2 separate regions of the Homo sapiens genome follow, and region 2 is linked to region 1. Evidence: read pairs that join two places in POLR2A ChIA-PET (ENCODE). Cell type or tissue: HepG2. All regions are shown on one strand. Links, peaks and the distances in the headings refer to the core of each region. The heading gives the core; the rest is flanking DNA. Region 1 overlaps MTR (5-methyltetrahydrofolate-homocysteine methyltransferase). Region 2 has its middle 13 kb from the start of MTR.

The links. Peaks named below come from ENCODE experiments on the same cell type or tissue, not always from the same donor. Only the 100,000 strongest peaks of a DNase experiment are listed, where the experiment ranks them.
Region 2: POLR2A ChIA-PET joins it to region 1 with 6 read pairs; 9 of 35 experiments call an interaction of 5 or more read pairs at or near these places.

Annotation. Positions count from the first base shown.
Region 1 is chr1:236,842,968-236,847,366 of GRCh38, forward strand. All of the region lies in intron 15 of MTR (5-methyltetrahydrofolate-homocysteine methyltransferase), which reads left to right. Among named protein-coding and RNA genes, the nearest start is that of MTR, 50 kb to the left of the region's middle. In HepG2, for the core only: no CTCF peak of the experiment used is centred there; DNase peaks (open chromatin) are centred at 1,814 and 3,064; H3K4me3 peaks cover 931 bases.
Region 2 is chr1:236,780,394-236,784,792 of GRCh38, forward strand. No RefSeq gene overlaps it. Among named protein-coding and RNA genes, the nearest start is that of MTR, 13 kb to the right of the region's middle. In HepG2, for the core only: no CTCF peak of the experiment used is centred there; no DNase peak of the experiment used is centred there.

The DNA of each region.
Region 1 (4,399 bases), core at 75-4,074:
CCTAGCTACTGGGGAGGCTGAGGCATGAGAATTGCTTGAACCCAGGAGACTGAGGTTGCAGTGAGGTGAGATTGCACCACTGCACTCCAGCCTGAGTGACAGAGTGAGACTCTGTCTCCAAAAAAAAAAAAAAAAAAGTGTGTGTGTATATACACACGTTGAATGGTGTTGAATACGGTAAAGGGAAAAGAGGATTTGATCCCCCCTCAGCATGGAGGTGGGGGAATGTTATTTTATGTAGGATAGTTTGGGAAGGCCTCATGGATGATGTGACATTTTAGCAGAAGCCTAGGTGAGCCATGTGAAAATGTAGGGGAAGAGTGTTCTTTGCAGAGGGAATCTTGAGGTAGATAGATGCTTGTCCTGTTTGAAAACCAACAGGGAAGCCAGAGTAGCTGGAGCAGAGGGGAGAGGAGGAGATTGGGAAGATACAAGGTTGGAAAGGTGGCAGATCAAATCACATAGGGCCTTGGAGGCCATTCCTAACACTTTTGGTTAACATTGTTACTCAGAGTGAGTGGGGACACCACTGAAAACTTTTGAACAGAGGAGCGAATATGATCTGACTTATGTTTAAACCTCTCTGGTTCTTTGTGGAGAATGGTCTGTTAGGGCCAAAGCAGAAATGTTAGAGTTTATTGCTGTAATTCAGATGAGATATGGTGATGGTTAGGGCCATGGTGAAAGCAAAAGAGGATGTTAAAAGTCATCTGTTTCTACATATATTTTTAACATAGAGCCAATAGGATTTGTATTCACATTGGGTATAGGTTGTGAAAGAAAGAGGAGTCAGGGATAACTTTAGAATCTGTTGGCTTGGGCAATTGAAAGGAAGGAGCTACTGAGGTAAGAAAGACTGAGAAGCAGGTTTGGGATGGGGTAAGGAGAAGTTTGGGTTTGGACTTAGTATGTGGTGGGTATGTCGAGTGTGCAGTTGTGCAAATGAGTGGATTTCATGGGCAAAGTCTGGCTTGAAGATAGGATTCCTTTTTTTGGGAATTATTTGTACATGCTATTTAAAATAGTGAGACTGGCTGAGCTCACCAAAGGAATGACTGTAGAGAAGTCCTAGGACTAAGTGAGTCTTAGAGCCACAGTGCTTAGGGCACTGGGGAGAAGAGGAAACACCATCAGAAGGATATGAGAAGGAGCAGCCTGTATGGTAGGAGGGGAGTCAGAAGAGAGAGTTCCCTTGGAAGCCAAGTGAAGAACAATCATCAAAGAAAAGGGCATGTTCAGCTGTTTAAAGAGTTGTAGATAGATCAAGTGGGATGAGACCAAGAGTTTACCGTTGGATTTAGAAATGGGGTCATTTGTGATCTTGCTGTACTGTTTCCAAGGAGATGAAAACTTTATTGGAGTGGGTTCAAGAGAGAATAGGAGAAGAATAGAAGCAGCAGTATAGGCAACTTTTTACAGTTCTGCCATAAGGGGAGCAAAAAAATAGGGTGGAAACCAGGGGGGAAATACGAGGTTCAGAAAGGGCGTGTGTGTGTGTGTGTGTGTGTGTGTGTGTGTGTGTGTGTGTGTGTGTGTAGATGCTGTGACAACATGTTTTTGTAAGCTAATGAGAATGATCTGGGAGAGAGAGGGAGGAACTGATGCAGGAGATAAAGGATACATTTGCCAGAGCCATGACCTTGTGAGTTGAGAGAGATGGCAGTCACTGTGTGAGTGGAGGGGTGGCTTTAGATCAGTAGCTGGACAGTTTGCTCAAAGTACAAAAGAGAAGGCAGAGTAAAGAGTGCAGATCTGCAGGCATGCTGGTTGATGTGCTGGCGGGAGTCTATAATTGCTTCTGTTTTCTCAGTGAAGTTGGAAGCAAGGTCAACTCAGAGTGAGAATGGAATGTTGTGCCTTAGGGATCTGTGGTGCTTAACTAGGAGTGCAAAGCAGACTCACTCTGACAGGGAAGGCAGTCACTGCTGGAGCTTTTGAAAAATCGTACACACTCCTGGACTTCAGCCCTTGAGTTTTGACTCATTTGGTCTGGGATGAGGCCTGGCTTTAGACATTTTAAAGCCTTGGAGGTGATTCTCATGTATCTTTTGGTTGAAAACCACCAGCAGAGGTTATTTCGTTTAGTCTTCAGAGTGACCACCGAGGTGGCGGCCATTGCATTTTACAGTGGACCAGTGTCATATCTAGGACATGGTGGAACCAAGTTTTTACCTTTGGTCTTCCTCATTTGAAGACTGGTGTATGTTTCCACATCCTGTGTTTACTCTGTGCTTTGTTTATTGGCACTGCTTAGTGCTTGGTCTTGTCTAAGGATAGGTTTTCCCAATTTAGACTTAACTGTGACCACAAATTAAAAGCAAATGTAGGAAAAAAAATTAACTTGCTAGTTATGAAAGATATACAAATTAGAGCAGCATTAAGGTAATGTTTTATCCCTACTAAATTAGTAAAGTAAAAAATGGTCAAGGTCTGTGTAGATACAGCAGTGATAAAACTGAAGGCTCATTTGTTGCAGAGTGTAGTATAAACTGGTACAGTCCTATTGAAAGAGAATATAATGCCTGTCAAGAGACAAAAAATTGTTTATACCCCTTGAGTTCATAATCTTATTTCTGGGAAATTATTCCAACAAAAGAATTCAACAGCATAAGGATACTGTATATGCCGAGATTTTACACCAACATTATTGAAAATGTAACAGCCCAAGTGCCCAACTGAAGAGAAATAGATAGGTAACATAATTTTACTGGACTATTCTCCAGAGTATTTAAATATTATGCAGATTATGGAGCAGCATGTATGCTCACTGTCAAATTGTCATAAATATTGAAAATTATAAAAAGCAAAGCAAAAATCCTGTATACTTTCAAAGTTAAGAAGCCAGCAATACAGGTATTTTTATATAAAGGCATGTTTTCTGTTGATTGAGTTCTCATAATGCTATTGGATGTAGCAATCAGTTAAGAACCGGGATTTGCTTTGCTTGGATTGACACCACTGATTATAGGGGAAAAAAACAACTCCCTCAAATGGGAAACTACTGTTGCGACTAAGCAAGGCACACCAGCTTTGTTTCAATATCTGGCTGCTGTGTTTGAGTGTTTGGTTAATGTCTGTGATCCATGTTGCAAACACAACTGCAAGGTCAAGACCAGATATGACAGGAGGCTGGGCCTGAGACTTCTGGATTGAAAGGCAACAAGAAAACATTTCTATGTTTTTTGTTGTTGCTAATAGTTTTGACCAACTGTTATTCTTAACTCTACATAACAAGATACAGGACACCTTTATTATTGAAATTTCTATGGGACAAGTATACTGACTCTAGATTTAGTTCTCTTTTTCTAAATGAAATGATTTTTAATTTTTTTCATATAATCCTTAGGTTCACAAAAATGACTTTGTATGACAATTTTTGATAACGTGAAGTGTCTTAGAAATATAATTATCACATAATAGCAGAATAGTCTATATTAGTTTTTGTTTGCACATGTGTAAACTATATAAAAGAATAATCAATATATGCAACACATTTTCCTGTTTTTTTCATTTTCTTGTTTTAAAATGATTTGAAAATAAATTTCTAATTATGGAGAACCATTGGATCTTGATTAATATCTAATTAATCCTAACCTGGAAAATAACAAGGAATTGGTATCTTGCCAGTGTTTAGATTTGTCATTGAGGAACATGGCGTGTCTTTCAATTACTCATTCAATGGAGTTTTGTAATTATCCCTAAATAGGCAATCTCTAGATCATTCCTGTGTGTTTTGTTTGTTGTTTTTATTGTAATTGGCTTATTTTTTCTTTGGTAAATTTTTTCCCTTTGGTATTGATTTTTAGATTTTTTCCCTTGGAAACTTCCTTTTCTTCAGTGTTTCCCTTCCTACTTGTCAGTGTCTCTCTTGAAAGGCACAAACATCCGTTTCCATCACTTCTGTTTTTTTTGTTTTTGTTTTTGTTTTTGTTTTTTTGAGATCAAGTCTCACTCTGTCGTGCAGGCTGAAGTGCGGTGGCGTGATCTCAGCTCACTGCAACCTCCGCTTCCCGGGTTCAAGCAATTCTCCTGACTCAGCCTCCCAAGTAGCTGGGACTACAGGCCTTTGCCACCACAACTGGCTAATTTTTGTATTTTTAGTAGAGATGGGTTTTCACCATGTTGGCCAGGCTGTTCTCGAACTCCTGACCTCAGGTGATCCACCTGCCTCAGCCTCCCAAAGTGCTGGGATTACAGATGTGAGCCATTGTACTGGGCCGGGCCACTTCTTTTTTTAATTACAGCCCCAGGATGGGCCTCTGCTTCCTCCAGGGTTCTCTCGCCCATCTTCAACTACTTCAGTTCGATTTTAAAACTTTAACTCACCTCTGAAGTTAGCCCTGTTCGATCTCTGCTCCTTGTCAGACTACATTAAAGAATCTAGATGTCTTCTACACAT
Region 2 (4,399 bases), core at 195-4,194, 62 kb before region 1:
AAGTTGGTATTGTTCAAACTAAATGGTTATAAGTTTAAGATGCGAATTGTAACCACCAAGGTAACCACTAAAAAAGCAACTAAAAATATACAGAAAAGAAGGGAATAAAAATGGTACACCACAAAAAGTAACTAAATACAAAAATAACAGTAATGGAGGAATTGAAGAACAAAAAACACATAAGATGCACAAAAAACAAATAGCTAAAGGGCAGGAATATTTGTTCCTGCCTTATCAGTAATCATATTAAACATAAATGGATTAAGCTCTCCTATTAAAAGACAGATTGGTAGATTGAGTAAGAAAACGGGATATAGTAAGAAAAGGGTAAGAAAGTAAGTAAGGATAGTATATCTGTGTATATACTATCTACAAGAGACTCATTTTAGATATAAGGACACAAAGAGGATGGAAAAAGATGTTTCATGCAAATAGTAGCCAAAAAAGAGCTGGGATGGCTCCATTACTGTCAGGAAAAATGTACTTTATGTTTAAAAAGTTTATAAGAGCCAAAGAAGGACATTATATATTGATAGAAGTGCCAATACAGCAACAAGATATAACAATTATAAACATAAAGATACTTAACAAAGGTGCCCTAAAATATATAAAGCAAAAATGAACAGAATTGAAGGGAAAAATAGACAGTTCTACAATAATAGTTGGAGACTTCAGTACTCCACTTTCAATAATTTGATAGAACCAGAAGAGAGAAGGTAAGTACAGAAATAGATTGACAGAAGGTAAGTCCATAAAAAGAAATAAAGTTCTGATACATCCTACAACATGCATGAACCTTGAAAACATTATGTTATGCTAAGTGCAATAAGCCAGACACCAAAGGACAAATACTGTGTGATTCCACTTATATGAGGTACCTAGAACAGGCAAATTCATAAAGACAGAAAGTAGAATAGCGATTTACCAGGGGCTGGGGTAAGGAGTTATTGCTTTCTTCTTACAGAGTTTCTGTCTGGGGTGGTGAAAAATTTTGGGACTAAATAGCGATGGTCGCACAACATTGTGAATATAATTAACGTCACTGAATTGTGTACTTAAAAATAGTAGCCCCAACTGTTCAAGAGGCTGAGGCAAGAGGATCACTTGAGCCCAGGAGTTCGAGTCCAGCCTGGGAAACATTGCGAGTCTCTGTCTCTAAAAAAAAATAAAAATAAATTTAAACAATAGTTAAAAGGTAAATTTTATGTTATAAATAATTTACCATAATAAAAATAATAATGTAACGTAACAAAACCCAATGCACTGTACACTTTACATGGTATGTTAATTGCATCTCCATAAAGCTGTTTTAAAAAAAACTTTGAGGGGAACAAGTTGTGATCATAACACAGCAATCAGTTTTGAGAGGCAAAAGGTTGTCATTCAGGAATTTAGAAGGGCCAGGCATGGTGGCTCACGCCTGTAATCTCAACATTTTGAGAGGCTAAGGCAGAGAGGATTGATTGAAGCTGTGAGTTCAACATAGCCAGACTCTATCTCTACAAAAAATAAATTAAAAATAAAAGAATTTCATAGACAGCCAACTAGTTGCTCATGTATATGAGCAATAGAAAGACCTTTTATATATAGTAGAGCTTAAAGCATCTATCATGCATGTGCCCTTCTTCAAAAATTACTTGCAACTAAAGGCTACTCTTTTTCCTTCTCTTTTGCATTAGAGTTCAAACCCATCTCATTCCATGAATCCTTCTCAATACTTCATATTTTAAATTAATTTCTTCCTTTTCTCCAGTCAGTAGCTTCTCATTTGTATTTCCATTATTTCATTTATTATGATCTGTTCTTACTCATTTATATCCACTTTTGGTCTATATATTGCAGCCTCTTTGGGGAAGAAATCCTATTTCGAACATCCTTGTTATCCCCAAAGCACCTGACATAGTGCTTATTCACTTTAAGCACTCAACAAACCCTTGTTTTATTGAATTTTCTGAAGCTCTGCTCTCATTATTATACATTTTCATAGTCCGAAAAATGCCACTTATTTCAATTTCTTTGAAATTAAGTTTTTGTTTGTTTGTTTGTTTTTGAGACAGCGTCTCTCCTCTGTCACCCAGGCTGGAGTGCAATGGTGCAATCAAGACCCACTACACCCTTGACCTCCCACACTGAAGTGATTCTCTCGCCTCAGCCTCCTGAGTAGCTAGGACCACAGGTGCGTGCCACCACATCGGCTAATTATTTTTATTGTTTATAAAAATGGGTCTCCGTATGTTGTCCAGCCTCATCTTGAACCCTAGGGCTCAAGCAATCCTCCTACCTTGGCCTCCCAAAGTGCTGGGATTACAGGTGTGAACCACTGCGCCCAGTTGAGTTAGTTCTTAATTAAAAAAAAAATCCAAGATGTAACACTCTACAGAACTAACTTTGCAATGTAAATGAATGGTGTTTGACAAACAGAATAAATGAATAATGGGTGATTAAATATTTATTTGAAGCAATATGTACACTATTTAATTTTAATGGTTTCAGTCACTCATTCATTTTTGTGTGACATCCAAATTAATGGTTTTAATTTTCATAAGAACTTTATATTAGGGTCCTTAATACCAACTGGCCATCCAGGTGTAAAAGCTACCTTACATACTTTCAGAAGTTGGCCGGGAGCAGTGGCTTACACCTGTAATCCCAGCACTTTGGGAGGCCGAGGCAGGAAGATCACCTGAGGTCAGGAGTTCGAGACCAGCCTAGCCAACATGGCGAAACCCCATCTCTTCTAAAAATACAAAAAAAAACTGGGTGTGGTGGTGGGCGCCTGTAATCCCAACTACTGACAAGGCTGAGGCAGGAGAATCACTTGAACTTGGGAGGCAGAGGTTGCAGTGAGCCGAGATTGTGCCATTGCACTCCAGCCTGGGTGAGAAAAGCGAAACTCCATCTCAAAAAAAAAAAAAAGAAGAAGAAAAGAAGCATATGATACATGTAGGTATTCTTAATCCTACACCAAATATATTCTTATTCCACTTTAAATGGAAAGAGCAATCCCAATATGGTCAACTGTCACCAGAGAAGGACTAGCTCACCACTTAGGCAATTGTTGGGTGACTTTGAAGGGTGATATTGTTAAGCCACAAAAACCTGAGGGACCCAATCTCCATTATAGATACCAGTTGCACTTTATCTGAAGCACAAGGTTAAAGATCCCATCAGCAAGGTGGACATTGCTGAGTTCCCTTCTCTGTGCCTCTGTTCCTAACCAGTACTCATTTCCACTCCACTCATTTTCTGAGGGACTCAGTGTTTCTTTACCAGGATTAATACCTTTCACCAAATTACAGTCAACTTGACCTAGGGATTATTTTATTTTATTTAATGTAAACCCAGTGAGATTTATTTTACCACTGACAAATAAAGGAATCATATTTCCAATTTTAGACAATGATTGTAGCTTTCAAATTACACCCCATTTAAAAAGCAAAGAACAACAACAAACAATCTCAATCTCTCACTCTCTCTCAATCTTTTATAGAGTCTGCTGTGAAAGCTGAGCTAGCAGTGTTCGCTTGATAATGTCTGAAAAATGGTGATTACCATATAGCTCCAGTAATTTACTCTTGCAAAAATTAGTTGTTCACTTGCTACTGTGTGCCAGGTGTTAGATGTTTCTGTAGTTACAGCAGATTCCAAGACAGAAAAAAAATAGTCTGTATTACCCTGTTTTGAGTTGCTATAACAGAATAACACAGACTGGGGAACTTATTAGAAACAGATATTTTTTTCTTACAGTTCTGTAGGCGAAGTCCATGGTTGACGGCCTGGCAGGTGGTGAGGGCCTTTTTGCTGTGTCATAACATAGTGAGAGGCATCACTTGGAGACAGAGAATAGGAGCATGTCAACTTGGATCTCTCTCTCTCTCCCTCTTTTTTTTTTTTTTGAGATGGAGTCTCACTCTGTCACCCAGGCTAGAGTACAGTGGCACGATCTTTGCTCACTGCAACCTCTGCCTCTCGGGTTCAAATGATTCTCCTGTCCTAGCCTCCCAAGTAGCTGGGATTATAGGCGTGTGCCACCACACCTGGCTAATTTTTGTGTTTTTAGTAGAGATGGTGTTTCACCATTTTGGCCAGGGTGGTCTTGAACTCCCAACCTCAGGTGATCTGCCTGCCTCAGCCTCCCAAAGTGCTGGGATTACAGGCATGAGCCACTGCACGTGGCCTCTCTCTTTTCTTATGAAGCCACCAATCCCATAATGGGGGCCCCACCCTGCTGACCTCATCTAACCCAAATTACCTCCCAAAGGCTCCACTTACAAATACCATCAACATATGAATATGGCAGATTAAGTTTCCAACACACGAACTTTGGGGGACATATTCAACCATAGCATTACTTAAATAAGACTTTTTATTTATTTATTTTTCATTTCCTTGAGACAGG